Regions from separate parts of the Homo sapiens genome. Here region 2 is linked to region 1. The links are chromatin loops, found by intact Hi-C in ENCODE. Cell type or tissue: psoas muscle. All regions are shown on one strand.

Evidence for each region. A loop is a pair of places that touch in the nucleus more often than their neighbours do. Peaks named below come from ENCODE experiments on the same cell type or tissue, not always from the same donor. Only the 100,000 strongest peaks of a DNase experiment are listed, where the experiment ranks them.
Region 2: a loop joins it to region 1, with 4 times the contacts of the local background. A loop is called at or near these places in 44 of 110 quality-filtered maps.

The regions. Positions count from the first base shown.
Region 1 is chr18:48,671,750-48,679,749 of GRCh38, forward strand. All of the region lies in intron 6 of CTIF (cap binding complex dependent translation initiation factor), which reads left to right. LOC105372107 (a long non-coding RNA gene) reads right to left here. Exons shown (of 4, transcript XR_007066460.1): 4 at 1,776-1,927. Among named protein-coding and RNA genes, the nearest start is that of MIR4743, 5.2 kb to the left of the region's middle. RefSeq lists enhancers at 3,396-3,575, 4,049-4,673, 5,310-5,379, 5,400-5,459. In psoas muscle, CTCF peaks have their summits at 3,684 (motif pointing right) and 5,206 (motif pointing right); DNase peaks (open chromatin) are centred at 3,702, 4,866 and 5,232; H3K27ac peaks cover 1,692 bases.
Region 2 is chr18:49,443,771-49,451,770 of GRCh38, forward strand. All of the region lies in intron 1 of DYM (dymeclin), which reads right to left. Among named protein-coding and RNA genes, the nearest start is that of DYM, 13 kb to the right of the region's middle. In psoas muscle, a CTCF peak has its summit at 4,275 (motif pointing left); no DNase peak of the experiment used is centred here.

The sequences.
Region 1 (8,000 bases):
GTATGTATTCTATGCTTCTTCATCTTTTCCCATGGCTCACCAAAGCTCTGCCTGATTTTTTAAAGTCTTTCTTTACTCTCTGTGTTTCATTTTGGATAGCTTTTATTGCTATTTCTTCAAGTTCACTAATATTTTATTCCAGTGTCAAATCTACTGTTAATCCCATTCAGTATATTTTTCATTTCAGACATTGTAGTTTTTATCTCTCGAAGGTCATTGTGGGCTTTTTTAATAAGCCACTGTGTCCAGCTAGAATCTGCATTTTTAAAGCATTGTAGGAAATTCTGATTATCAGCAAGAGTTGAAAACTTAAAGTCCTGGCTGATAATGCTCCTGGCTTGACTGCTCCTTGGAGTATCTACAATTCACATGGGTACCCTTAGGACAAGGTAGACAGGCTTCTTGATCCCCAAACACAGACTTTTGGTGTTTGAGGAATTTGCGGTCCTGTGAGAGCACAATGGGATGACTTATCTGAGTTTTCCTAGTGTTCTTCAAAGCCCCTCATAAATAGGGCTGGCTGGTTCACTCGTCTGGCCTTGGGTCCTGAGGGTCAGCTGGCCTAGCTATTAGCATATGTGGTGGGGACAACTCTTAATAGTATGGACGTGTCCAATGCAATGTGGGATATTTAGGACTCCTGGCCTCTGCCACTGAATGGCCGTCACTGGAGAGGGGCAGGCATAGTGACCACCAAAAACATCCTCCTACTTCCAGATTCACCTAGGAGATATTGTGCATCCAGCTGAAGGCCCCCAAATGGGAGGGAAAGCCCACCTCTAGCCTGAGGACCTCCAGCCCTCCTATGGGAGTCTTGAGCCTGTACATAGATAAGCGGGCTTCCTAGAGACTTTCTTAGACAAAAATCAGGGCTGGCCTCCCCTCCCTACCTGGAGGCAAGAAGGAAAGAGGGTGACAAAGGGAGGTTGGCCTCAAGCCCATTGCCTACCTGCCCTCCACTTCTGCACCCCAGAAGAAGAGGGGCATAAAGATCCTACCAGCTGTGTCCCCAGCATGTTCTCAACCCACAGAGGCCCAGACCCCCATCTCCGGCCCCTTCTGTCCCTGTTCGGACTCCTTAGCAGGCAGGAGGCTTTGTGATGTTCTCAGCACCCTTGCCCAGCCTCTGTCCTGGGCTCCCCCTGCCATCCTGTGGCCCTGTCAGTCCCTCCCCTGATCTGTTCTGATCTTCCATCTCTCCTTGCTTTCTCACCAGCAGGCGGTTCCCTCTGCCTAAAATCTCACTCAGCCCTTCTCTGCCTGTCCTTTTTCTGGCTCAGGATACCTCCCCTGATCCCTCTCAGATGCACAGGATGGAGTCCAGCATCCACCTGCCATTTCCCCAGAGCCCCTGCCCCCATCTCTGTGGCATGGCTCCCACCACGTCGCACCTGCTTACATAACTGCCAGACTCCCTTCCTGGACTCTGGGCTGCCTGAGGGCTGGGCCATTTCCTTCAGCCTCATAACCCCAGCACCAGGTGCTCTAGAGTGAGTGCTGCTGAAGAACCTCCTTTCTAGATGTGCTGTTGTGTTGTCTAGAGTGTACAAGAAAGGCAGGATTTGTGTCTGTCTTGACACTCAGTCGTCCCTCTGTCTCTGAGTTTCTCCCACCACTTCCCAGCAGAAATTCAGCATGAACCTGGTTATGCTCTTCTCGGTGTGATTTCTGAGACACATTTGTTGTTGTTGTTGTTAAAGAAAACAGGATTTTTCCATCGTCTCCTGTATTAGGACACTATAGGCCATGGCATAATACTAAACAAACCCCACATCTCAGTGGAATCACACACAGAATTTTATTTCTAACTTTCTGAAATTCTGCTGAGGGTCCAGCTGGTCTCCAGGGTAGCTCCTTGGGGACTCCAGGGTCCAGGTGGATTGCGTTCTGTGGCCCTGCCATCTCAATCCATGGTATCCAAGTGGCCCTGGCACAGGCAAAGAGAGCTGGAGGGTCGTGTTCTAGGTCAAGCTTGGCCAACCTGTGGCCCAGGATGGCTTTGAATATGGCCCAAAACAAATTTTTAAACTTTCTTAAAACATTATGAGGTATTTTACAATTTTTTGTTTTAGCTCATCAGCTATCATTAGTGTATTTTATGTGTGGCCCAAGACAGTTGTTTCGGTGTGGCCCAGGGAAGCCAAAAGATTGGACACCCCTGCTGTATGTCTTAAATGCTTTGGCCCAGAAATATCAGCTCCACTCAGAGCCCATTGGACAGAACTAGTCACATGCCCCCGCCCCAACTGCAAGGGCTGACACTTCTGCAGGGGAGCGGGAAGAAGGGGAGCACATGGCTGTTCTGTAAGCCTCAAGTGCCTCTGCCAAATCTTCCTCTTTCCTTCACTTGCTCACTTAACTCATCTTCATGGACAAGTGCTCTGCCCTAGCCTTTTAGAGAGAGAGAATTGATCACATAAGATACAGTTCCCCACGAGAGGCACAGCCTAGTAGAGGAAATGAGACATGCACAGATTACCACATGCATTCAAAGCTGCAAATGCCCGAGCAAGTGCTGGTGCCTTGCCCAGGTCACAGTCCCTGAAGGGCAAAGTCTGGGTCCTCTCCCAGTACACCCCACCTTCCTCCCCTGTGCTGCTGCAGCTCCTGCAGTCTGGGGCGTGAATGTGTGGCTGAGTACAAAGCAGAGGGCGCCATGGGCCCCCACACTGAATGCCTGTTGATCTCCTGGGAGCCCTAGCTTATCTCTCAGTGGGTTACACACAGAGCGCATGCCACAATGAGTGGTTTTAGGAGGTGATGCCTCCACTGGGGGTCAGATGCTGACACCTAGGCGTCTGGCCAAGCTCCTCTCCAGCCAAAGCCAAGGCCCCTATTCCTGGTGACTCCATCTGGCTGTGTTTCCACAACTGGCAATGAATCCAGGGGTGAGTCTCACTGCAGTGCTGACCTCAGGAACTTCATCTCTGGAGCTGCTGGACTCAGGCTCTTGGAGCCCCCACAAGGATGTGGGGCAACAGGGTAGACAGTAGGTGTCTGTGTCCAGGGCTCACCCTATACCTCTGTGAACCCCTGCTGCCAGGAATAGTTCTGCACTCTGAAAAGGCATTTAGTGAGCTAGTTAAGTAAAGGGTCTGTTGGTGGTGTTAACTGTCCCCAAGGTCTTCCTTCCCACACTGGTGGCTGGAGGGAAAGGAGCAGGTACGCTGGGATAGGAGCTAGCCAATAGCCAGGTTTTATGGCATCCACACCGAGGCATGACATGCCATACAATGGCAGCCTCAGGCCAGTTGAGACTGACATTGCTCTCTAAGAACACTGATGGGGTGGTGGGGGGTCGGCGGGGGTGGAGTGGGTGGGAGATGGGGGGCAGCAGAAGGCTCTGAGTACAGGGCCATGGATTCAGGGTTCAATCATGGTTCTCAGTGTTGAAGCCATAGGGCAGGCAGACACTGAGACACACACTTGGGCTCAGACTGCAGTTCTAGGGGACCCCCAAATTCCATCCACAAGGCTGGTGTCCTGGTAGCATTTTTGGCATCTCTATCACAGGAGTGGAGGGGTTGGCCAGGCTACCACTCTGTCAGTGTTGTGGGCAGCCCAGGCCCATCATTAACAGTCCTGCTCTGAGTGTGGCCCCAGTGTTGAGGACTGCTGGAGTGGAGGCCTCGCCAGGATCGGTGGCTGTATGGTGGTGTGCTCCCACTAGAGGGCACCAGCGCACCACTCTGCAGGCTCCAGCCTGGTGCTTGCTGTGGGAAGTCCCCTGGTCCCAGCGCCAGCAGCCAAAGGCGTCTTCACCGGCCATGCCTCCTGGTCAGCGCTGCACATGCACACTGTCCTGAAAATGACCCCACTCAATGCCCAGGCCCTTCCTCCCTGCAGCAAGTGGGAGGATGGCGAGGTGCAAGAGGCAGCCACACTAAGGTGTAGGGAAGCTCCTGTTGGGCCACATGTCCCCTGCTAGGCCAAGGCATGACACTCCTCCAGAGGGCCCGCCCCTCCCTGGGACCCCTGGGAACACACTGCTTCCAGGAGGGCAGCAGCACGGGGCTGCAGGGGAACACCCACTGGGGTGGGGCTGGGGGAGTTACAAAGTGTTGGCTTCCGCCCTTGGAAGGATGGGGGCTGGCTAAGTGGGGAGATGGAGCCGCATAATCTGTAATCCATAGTCTAAGCCGAGTTAATTTACTAAGTTCTGAATTAACTTGACTAAGTTCCAAGTTAACTTGACCAAGTTCCATGTGAAGGCAAGGGATGAAATCCGAATTGCATATCCTTCACCTCATCTCTGGTCTGAGACCACCCCCCGGCACCCCCTCCCCCAGGACCCCTTTACTCTGAGGTGTGACTTGGGGAGCAATTTCTCCATGTGTGTGAAGTCGGCGCGACCAGTGTGAGAAAGACGGTCTAACGGGCATGTTGTCCCTGTGCCCTAGATGGCCCCTAGGTGAGCATTAGATTTCCTCAGGTTCCCGGGCACAGGGCCCTCGGCGCCCTGCGGAAATGCCACCTCCTTATATCACACAGTGGCCTGGTGCTTTTGTGTCATATACAATACCCCATTGAAAGACGTTGTTTGTTGAATTATCCAGTGTCCTGCCCAGGGCTTTCTATCAGGACGTATTTTGGTCATTATCCTTGAATTCTCCCAGACAAACATTATGTCTGCTGTCTTTGGTCTGACAGTAGGAACTACATAACCCACTGACTTCTCGTTTTGCCTTTCTCTTAGGAAATTTTGAAACCAAATTCTGTGTCTGTTGGCCGTTAATCATTAGATGGCTCAGACCTAGCAGGGCCGGCTCCCCTGCCCCCACATTGCTGGCCTTGTCCAGAGCGTGTGACTCAGGAGCCCTTTGCTGTGAAAGGGGCTTAGTGCCCACACAACAGTGGACGCCACCCGGTCAAGTGGGATTTCTGGCCTTAGGGATGTGCCCAAAGCATTCCCCATTGAGGGTCCCCAGAAGGCTCAGGGGACGGAAAGTGGCTTTCTGGCCTCCTGAGCCTGTGTCCAAGTCCAGCCTTCACACGGGAGATGGCTAAAGGAAGGGACAGTTCCTTCCTCGTTCTTCTGCTTGGCCCTGGATGATAACAGAGAGATCCTCCCCACTACCTCTCTAAAGAATCCGAGGGACAAATGAGCTTTCAAAATGAAAATCATGGCTCCATGAAATGACACTCAGGTGTCCCTCACTCCTGGAGGAGTGAAAATGGTGGCCGATAAGGAATGGCCTGGCAGCCCCAGCAGGTGGCGCTGCTGCTATTTAGTAATGGGGGTCCTGGGCGGGAGGCCGGGGCCGCGGCTGGGGCTGCCCCACACTGGGGTTGAAGCCTCTGTAGCCGGGTTCCCAGACCTCCAGATGAGAAGGAGTAACTTTATTGTTCCCTAGGGCTGTGTTAGCTGTTGCCAAGTCTTCTGGAAACTTCTAGGACATGCTAACTCACAGGCGTGAGGATTAGTAAAGTGCCCCGAGACACCCAGGAGCAGAGTCCTGAAAACCATGCCCCACCTCGCCTCCCCAGGCCCTGTGCACCGGCGACTGTTGCTCCATGTCACCCGTGGTCCCACGGAGGTGAGGTCTGACCTTATTCACCCAGGCCAACATTACGGATCAGGCATCTCTCTGTGTCCCAGGCATTGTCTTATAGCCATTATGGACTGAGTTTAAGTGCAGGGGCTGGTACCTGTCCCATAGACGGGGACATGGTATTCTCCTAATGTCCCCTTAGTGAGAATTCAACAAGGAGCGTAATGCACCAACAGTAACACTAGCGAACATTCACAGAGTGCTTTCCGTGTTCCAGGAACTGAGAAGGTCCTTGCTTTTTCTAATCTTACCCTCACGTTGTCCCATGGAGCACGTACTGTTATTGACCTCACTTTACAGACCGATGTCTTTGGTCGGATGTAACCTTCTCAGTAAGGGCTTGTGAACACTCCATATGCCTCCTCATCACTCAAGAATCGTCACTCGATTCTTCCCTGCAGCGCCTGTCGCATGTTTGCTTTATTTCTTTTGCGTCTGTATTCTCCCAGTGGAGTGTACGTTCCCCTGGGGCACATCTAGGGGCTCATTAAATATGGGTTGAGTGACTTGCTCCTGCCCCAGAGGGACTCCCACCCAGCATCTTAGTCCAGAACTTGTGCCTCCACCACAGAGGCTACCATGACTTGAGTGCTGTCTGAGCTGCGGGCTGCATATACTATCTCTGAAGTCTCACAAATACCCTGGGAAATGTTTATTCTATTATTATTTCACAGATTGGAGAACTGAGCTCAAATACCTTGCCTCAAATCACACAGCTGGGAGAAGGGGGATTGGAATCCAGGCAGCCTGACTCCTCTGGTACCTCTTTCTAAGGAGGGACGATGAGGAGGAAGAGGTGCTGGAAAAACATTTTCTAATTCCAGGAGACGGTAGTCACGTACAGCAAGTTAGGGGTGAATGTCATTTCCTTAATAAGCAAGAACAAGAAAGTGGGTATCTCTGTTTTTCTCTCTACTGCTGAAGGCAATAAAAATGGAAAGAAAAAAAGAGAAAAGCCTCTACAGACAGCTTTGAAAGAGAAATATTTTTTTCTTCTTTTTTAATCAGACAGGTTTGTAGTGGCCTTCCCCATCCCTGCTGGCCCAAGACGCTGTAGCAGCCATCAAGGAGGGGGTCTTACAAACGAGAGCCCCTTTCCCTCCCCAGCCACCTCCCCACCCCCAAGTGCTTCCTCCCTCAGGACAAAAATAGGCGCCCATACAATAAATGGGGCCAGAAGTTCTCCAATCCGTGGTTTCCTGTCTGAGACCTCCAGGTAGCAGGTCCACTGGGAAGGGGCAGCGTGCTCTGTGAGGCGAGCCTATTTTTATTTTTTGTTATTTGTGAGTCTTTTTTTTTTTTTTTTAAAGAACTGATTATTCTGGAGGTGAAGACTTTTGTTGGTGACAACTGGGAAAGTTCCTCGGGAAGAGGCCACTGTCTGCGTCTAGATGGGGTTTCCACGCGGGCCTCCTCCTGCTCACTCCATGCGGAGCAGAAGGCAGGGAGCTGGGACTGTGGGCAGCGAGTACTTTCAGGGCTGTGTGGGGCAGGCTTCAAGGGGCCTGGGCAAGTCTGCCCACCCTATAGGAACACCTCAATGATCCAGGCCACGGCTAGGATTTTAGGGATTGGCAAACTGGTCCACAGACCAAGTCCAGCTCTCCAGCCTGTTTTTGCAAATAAAGTTTTATCAAAACGCAGCCACACCCATTCACTTGCTTCCTGTCTGTGACTGCATTTGTGCCACAGCCACTTGCTGTGTGGACCCTATCGCCGGCAAAGCCTAAAATATTGACTCTCTGGCTTTTTACAGAAAAAGTTTGCCAAACACTGATCTAGAATATAAACAGAACAAAAAAGGAAACCTCTGAGAGTTAAAACAGGTGGCAGAAATCCTAAAGCTCACTCACTAGTCATCCAAGAGCCCTTCTGCTTTGCACACAGAACATTGTGTAATTCACCCAAAATAATTTTCTTCCAGCTTCCATTTCTTCTGCTGTAAAGTTGGGGGTCATATACCTGTTCAACTTACGTTGCAAAGCTGTGCTAAGAGTCAAAATACAATAAACCAGTTCATATAATGACAGGGATTTTTGAACTTAAAAAACACTCTGCAGATGTGATGTGGCCTCATGAAGTGGTAGTCACATCTGGAAGCAGGCAGAGAACTGGCAAGCTTGGCAGATAAGAACTGCGCTTGGAGATGGTCCAACAGCTTCCTTCTGTGGGTTTCTTGGCGGGTGGGAGATGGAGGGCAGGGACTGTTGGCTTTCCCCAGCTCCTCCTGAGACTGAGACCTAAAGGGTGACTGTCTTCCTGCCCTTGACCTTAGACAGAAAAGACTGTTGGGGGAGTCTTCTGCTCACCCATTTCTCTTTCCTCTTATGTCCTTCCCTCTTTCTTGCTCAAATCTTCCCCCTCTTTCATGGCCCTGTTCCAATTTCACCTCCTGCATGAAACTATTCTGGATAAATCAGACCACATCAGCCCACAGAGGTTTCTTGG
Region 2 (8,000 bases), 770 kb after region 1:
GAAGTAAATTTCCAAATGGCTCATTTGTTAAGCAAGCAAGGAAAGTATTTGCCAATGGTGAGTTAATTAAATTGTGTTTGATTACAGCAGCCAAAGAATTGTGTCCAGAGAAAATAAATATCTTTAACATCCTACTCTTTCCATGAAAACAGTGGCTCGAAGTACAGTATGTATGAAACAATTACAGCTATGAATATTTTCCAAAAAATCAAGGAAATACTAATTCAGCACAATCTGAAGTAGAATCTGCTAAGATGTGTAACAACTGATGGTGGTAAAAATATGTATGAAGCAGAAAAAGGCTTAGCTGGACAAAATTTACAAGCCTTGTGAAATGTAAGGTGTTTAAAGCTTATGGCTATTAATCATATTCTCAATCAGCAGGTACTCTGCAGAAAACATCTGAATCTATCATGTGTTATTGAACCGTAATGTCACAGGTAAATTTCATTTGTTCTCATGACATTTTTGTCAGAAATAGAAGCTAAATATCCTGACGCGTCCTGCCACGAAACAATACAATGGCTTAACAATGGCAGAGTTTTACTGAAATGTTTCAAGCTCCAGGCTGAGACAAATTTTTCTGAATGAAAAGAATGACCCTCAACTACTATTGTTGCTGCAGACTTGATATATCTGTTAATGAATTCAGCCTAAAGTTAGAAGGACAACAGGGTCTACGTGCAAAACCTATATTGAGACAGTCATTTCAAGGACAACTAACATTGCCTAAGTCACAAGTCATGTCAAGATGCTTCATGTACTTCCTATGCTGTCAAAAATTAAAATAAGAAGATCTCTACTGCCACACAAATATGCAGCAGACATATTTTCCAAAATCAAATATTTCCAGCAGTATTTTTTCATACCTCAATGCAAGTAGAAACGAACATTCCACATTTCAAAAATCATTTAACTGTGCAATGAGGAGCTTCTACCTAATCCTCAATTGGAAGTGATTAGTCTGCAGTGTAATGATTTGCTAAACGTTAAGTATCAAGAAAAGAGTCTAAAAGAATTCTGTAAATGTCGTCCAAGCAATGAATATGCTCTATTAAAACCATATGTTCACAGACTATTAGCAGTATTTGGCAGTATCTAAGAAGACATTTTCAAAGATGAAATACATGAAATCTCATTACAAATCAGCATTAATAGGTGGTTAATGCTGCATCTATAATCAATTTTGATGATAGAGAACACTAACTTTAAACTCCAATTAAGCCAAATGTTATCCCCTCTCCTCCAAAAAAACATTCATTCTTCTCATTAGCAAACCTTTATTGCAAAAATTGTTCTCAATCATTATTAGTATCGCATTTTGAGCTTTATTAATAAAAAACTTGTAGAAATGTTTTCTCTCTTGTTATGTAAGTACTTACATAATGAAATAATTAAATAATTTAAAATATCCTTCATTTTGCCTCTTGGCTGATAAAGCCTGAAATATTTATGATTTGGTCCTTTAGATGAAATGTCTACCAACTCCTAACCTACATGAATAAACTAAAGCAAAGAAAGGTTAAGTAACTTGCCCAAGATTATAGAGCTAGAAAGTGGCACATCAGGTTTTAAACCCAGGTAGGATAGGTACAGAAACCATTCTCTTTTAACCGTTTCATATTGCTTCATGAAGCAAGAGTAGGATGTCATAAAAAAGGAAATAAAGAACAAGAAAGGACACCTGAAATTTAAAACAAAAGAACGGAGAAAAGATAAAAGTTAAGGGAACTCCCATAATAAAGAACAAGAGGACAAATAAGTGAAAAACAGGAGGAGAAAAAATAGAAAATTTAAAGAACAATTTAGAAGATTTTAATATATTAATAGTAACAGTTCCAAAAAGAAAGCACAAACAAAATGGGGGATGTTACACTGTCAAGTCAGGCATGGTGGGGATCTGAGATTTTACTTTACTGACAAAGCTGAAAAAGGCATGAAACCTCTGGAACAGGGACACAAAACAACTGCAATAGCAGTAGCCAGAGTAACACCTTGCATCAATTTCTTAGGCACTAAATCCCACAGGCCGTTCAAAGTATTTGGTAAAAATTAATAATATATCCATGGAAAACTAAGCAAACTAGGGGGAGGGAAGGGGAAACATGGTGAAGTACTCACCAGCAGTGAACAATATTTATGTAGTCATAATAATATAAAAGCTAAACACTATATTAACCAAGAATTCTTATATACCTATACTGGAAGTGCTTTTAGAAATAGGGGAAGGAAAGGGAAGAATACCCCACCTACCATAACAAGAAGTTAATATGTATTATCTAAAATTGATAAATCACAAAATAGCAATTTAGGCAGATTTATAAACGCAGAGGTAAGAATCAAAAGAAAAAGCTTAAAAGAATTTTTAGGGCCAGGTGCAGTGGCTCAGGCCTGTAATCCCAGCACTTTGGGAGGCCCAGGCAGGAGGACCATTTGAGGCTAGGAGTTCAAGAACGGCCTGGGCAACACAGTGAGACCCCATCTCTACCAAAAGAAAAAGAGAGAGAGAGAGACAGAGTTCTTAAAAGTAACTGCCTCTGAAAATGAGATTAAAAAGTGGGGATGGGTAAGGATACTGCTGATTTTTTATAACCTGCCTTTATTATTATTTACCTTTTCTAACAATATACAAGTATTACTTTAAGTAGAAAAAATATCAAAATAAATAAGAGAGAATGAGCTTTACTATTTCATAATCAATGATTCATATAAACAATTCAATGTGCAAATACTAAAGAACAAGTACAGGGTTGAAAAACCAAATAAGCCATATATAAGCTACATCACATTATGGTTACATTAAGCACAAGAAGCCTATCAACAGTCAATAAATATTTCCTGAGTGCCCACTATGTGGCCAGCAGTATGCAAAGTGCCAAGGTTAAAGTTGTGAAGAAGGGAATGATATACAGAGATACGGATACATCAACAAGAAATGTTAAGATGGCAACTATTCAAGCTTCCAAGGGAAAGCTTCCAAGAGTTCATACCATAAAAGTTAAGACCAGCTGGGTGCAGTGGCTCACGCCTGTAATCCCAGCACTTCGGCAGGCCAAAGTGGGTGGATCACCTGAGGTCAGGAGTTCGAGACCAACCTGGCCAACACGGTGAAATTCCGTCTCTACTAAAAATACAAAAATTAGCTGGGTGTGGTGGCAGGCGCCTGTAATCCCAGCTACTTGGGAGGCTGAGACAGGAGAATCACTTGAAACCGGGAGGTAGAGGCTGCAGTGAGCTGAGATCACGCCACTGCACTCCAGCCTGGGCAAGACAGAGGAAGACTCCATCACAAAAAAAAAAAAAAAATGTTAAGACCTAAAGGACAAGAAGGGTTGGCCTGGGTGGATGTGGGAGTTCAGAAACTTCCAAAGCAGAGAACAGCACGTGTGAAGCCCTGTGGTTAAGAAATAACAGGTAGGGCCTGTTCAAGGACCTGAAAGAAGTTTAACATGGCTGGAACAGAAAAGGAATCAAAGCAGAAGCATAAGAGACCAGAAAGTACCTTTTTCGAACACGTCTCTTTCTCAAGGAGCTGCTCTCCTCTCTCCTTTCTTCTGTCTATTAAGCTTTCCACTCCTTAACCCACCCACATGTCCGTGTCCTAATTCTTTCTCGGCAGGCAACAACAAACCCTAGGGTATACACCCCAGATAGTGTAGCCACTTCATAATGGCAGCTTTGTCCGGGATACCAAGGTACAACATTCATAAGAACGGTAAGGGGAAGAGCGAACTCTAACTCTGTCCTTTCATTCCAAGGTTCTCGGCTTCCATTTTAGACCTTTCATGGAGGACTTAGCTGTCGTGTGGGGCTGGAAGAAGTCCTGGGGCAACTGAGGATTTCTGGCCGGCGCTACCCCCTGGTGTTATCCAAAGGCTTCTGGACCCCAGCCGCCAACCGCCCCAATGCGGTGTCGGCAACAGGATCTCCAACTTTCCTATTGTAATCTCCTCCTCTCCTGTTCGCAACCGTCATATCTCTTATCCTCTCTGTATGAAATGTGTGGGAAGTTTTATGGTTCAGGGAAGTAGTCTTGTTTGGTAAGATCAGGGAATGTCGTAGTAACAAGGCATATAGCTCAAGGGGAAGCGTCTTTGTGATTTTCTAAGAACAGGGCTCCCTGACCCCCCAACAGTGAGAATCTCTCTTTCTCTGCCCTTGGTCTGGAGAGCACATGGCATTTTCCAGGTCTCTCTCTGCCCTTGGTCTAGAGAGTATGTGGTGTTTCAAGGTCAACAGCGCCACCTAGTGAAATAGGAATCCTCTCCATGAAGCACACTGTCAGTCCAATGAAACATCCTAGCCTCCCAATTCTCTTTCCTTTTTGTGCCTCTCTACTAGAAACCAGGCTTTATGCTGGTTCTGTAAATGAGAAAACTCTGCCTTCAACAATTAGGGGTAAAATATTCCTCCAAAGCCAAAATTTAGTCTCAATACTGTCTCATCAGCAGGAAAATGGCCATTCAATCCCTAAGTTTTTTTAAGCCACCTATTCTGCCTTCAATTAGAGTAGTACTTAATTAGTAAGGGAATTTTAAGTTTGGAAGTTAACTGGAACCATTATCTAAGGGTAAATGCTTCAGCACAGGCCATAATAGCAGGATACAGAGTTCAATCTAGCACATCCCCTGCATTAAAGGGGCCTTGCCCAACTATTATGTAGTTTTTCTTGAAATCCATTTTTCAGGAAGCCAGGCAAGTCACACAAGTCTAGGAAGTTAAAGGGAAATCACAGGCAGAGGACTACAGCCACTTGGGTGAGCATGACTAGCCCCAGTGACTTAGTTCCTCTGGTTCCATGACTGGGGGTCACACTTGCAACCATGGGCAGCATGTTCAACAAGGTGCCTGGGACCCAGGAAACACAGGGGGAAAAAAGCAGGGGGGATGCCCCCACTGCTTCCTCTCCACCATGGGTCACACCAAAAGGAAGGAGACTAAAGGGCCACCTTTTTCTCTAAGTGGGTACCATCTTCATCCTGCACTCCCCTGGAGTGCATTCTGAAGCACAAGGATTTCTTTGACCCTGAAACTTTAAAAAGCAGCTCATTTTCTTTTGCACAGGGCATGGCCTTTTTACTAGACCTTTGCAAGCGTTACAGAATTAACCCAGCCCTTTTAGCAATCATATTGAGCAGGCCCAAAGAGAATAATTCCCCAAAATGAGAGAAGCAACTTCTGGGGAAATCATCTGAGGCAGCTATTGGGTGTCCCAGCCCTTCAAGTCCCCCTTATTTAGGGCCACCTCCAACCATACCACCAGTTCTTCCACCTCCACCATCTCCAAAATTTCCCACTCCCCACTTTCACTCTTACCTCTACAGGAAATGCCCAATGGAGGTGATGTCACTAGGGTTCAAGTTCCCTCCTCTTTGCAAGACCTTAGGCAAATAAAGGTGACTGAGGCCAATTTTCTGAAGACCCTGATAGGTATATAGAAGCTTTCCAAAATTTAACTCAGGTGTTTCACCTCTCATGAAGAGATTTTATGTTGCTTCTAAGCCAAACCCTAATTACAGCTGAAGAGCAGGCAGCAAAGAAATTGAAAGATAAGCAACGTTTCCTATAGTAGGCCTAAAACGAAAAGAGAAAATAGGGAAGGCAAAGAAATAAGAGAAACACAATTCCCAATAGGAAGAGAGGCGGTACCTCTTGACAACCCTAACTGGAATCCCCAGACTTTTCTATGGTGTTTTTCCTTCTTTCACAGTGTACAATGGTTCCTATCTCTTCCTGTATAATGTTCCTCCAAAGTAGGAAAAGTTAATTTCCCCAAACCTTAAAATGGTTGACTTAGAGTTGAGCTAATGGGAAGGGAACCCAGAAGCCTGACATGCTGGCAAAAGGGTAAAAGTTTTTTTACCAGTCAACATTTTGGCTTATCTCTTCCTGTGCAAACCAGTAACAAGGATAATAAGGATGATTGTTTATTCTCTGTAAAGTTTTAATTAATAAAAAAGAATTTGTGAGGTTGGTCTTAAGCTGTAACCAATCTGGTGTGCTTTGTGTGTCTTTCTGTAGCGTTCTGTCAAAAGAAAGGGTACCTTAGGTTAGGATGCAGGCCCAGGACCCCATAAGCCTGACTTTGTCTGGGTCCTAGACTCCACACCTGGTATATAATTAAAATCACTTACTAACCAGGTTTTTTACCTAAAGTAAAAGTTGCTGAGAGTTAACAGTGCAACATGTATTTGAGATCTCTAAAGTTTTATATGCAAGGCTTATAAAAACAGTGAAATGTGTTTTTTAGTAAAAGATTATAAGAAAGCATGAAAATATAAATTTTGCCCAGGGATAAGAGATTATCTTAAATTTAATAAGACAGAGCTAAAGGTTTAAGCAAGTTACAGGAAGACAAAAATTAATCTTGCAAAAATGTATAAACATTAACTAAATTCAAAAGGGTATTATATGGTCTTTTCCTAAATTGAGCATTGAAAGAAAAACACGGCAAGGCTGTCTTAAGACACTAATCTGCCGTTTAACAAAAGGGGTTGTAAAGGGTTTGTAAAGACTTCACCCCATGGTCATTGGTTAAGATTAGGTGAACTTTCCTATGAGGTTTTATCAAAAGGTTGTTTACAACTTTAATAAACTAATACAAGGGTAAAATTTGGCTTTAAACAGGATTTTCATGTAATAGTAAAGGATGATGAAAGATTTTTTCCTTTTGTGACATCATTTTGGCAAAATAAATAATGGCAATTTGGAATTCTATTTCATAACATCAAGTGTTTTAAACCTCTAACATTTAAAAGGCATCCCAAAATCAAGCTTCAAGTTTCAAAATTGTCCTTCCTGATGCCTGGCTTTCTGGATTGTTCAGAAGGCCCCTGAAACATCCAGAGAAGAGGTAAACAGGATTATCTGACATGTTTAGTCACATTAGAATTGCCAAAACGATGTCCAATCTTCTTTAAGTTATATTTTGGTGAATAATACTAATATATGTTCCAAAATTGTATGGGATTTCTAAAATTCTAATGTCTAAGTATATACTATCAATCATAATTAAGGTTAACTAAACTTTTTCCGTCATGTTTTTAACTGTAACCTGGAAATTTTGTCATGCACAGACAATTGTTGTTTTGCTTTGTTCCTTCTGAAAAGACAGTTTATAATCAAGCTATATTAAGGACTTTCAACAGGTGTCCTCAAATGCAGGTTTTTAACAGCTTTGAAGATTGTAACATTGGAAGAGAGAAAGAACGTACAGGACTCATGAACTGAAATGTTCACAAATATCAAGCAAAACAAGAATTGACTAAATGGACTACACTCAGAAAGCTAAAGCAATCTTTTTGACTTTTGCTTGGAATATTGCTGATCCTTGGTTTGTTTTTCAGAGTCAAGGAAACTTATTTTGAACTATTTACAGCCTTTAATAATTGAGTAAGGTATACTCCTGTGAACAAAACTTGAAGCATGATTGTTTCTCTCTGCCTGGTTCCTCTAATCTGTGAGAACTCTTAACTTATGGCAATATAGTTGTTTGCATCAGTGAAATAAGAATCCATTTTTCTTTTTCAACAGGACACAAATGGAAAAACTGGCTATTTTATCAAGGCTTTGACTGGAAGTGTATGCTTCCCTTTAAGGAGTCAACCTCCACTTGCAGAGCTGAAAAAGCCCCATGGGAAGAACTGGCCTCATACCTTGTCTACACAGTCCCCGCACAGGGTTCCTAACCTTTGGTCAGTAAAGAATGTCACTTTCTAACAGGTCCAGGAGCTCCAAGTTTATCTTGGGACCTTAAGAGAAAAGGATCACCCAACTCACAGGTATTTGAAGATACAAACCCATGCTGGGCTCAGCTTTAAGAAGTCTTATCTGAGATTTCTTGTGGAACAGAGTTCCATCGAAGCCAATCCAAAAGGACTATGCAGAAATAATTACTCTTGCTGAACTTTATGCAAATAACAAGGCCAAATATAAGACTAAGGTTTATTCTACAAACAACACGGTCCTATCATAATTTGTTTTTACCAAAATCAGGACTA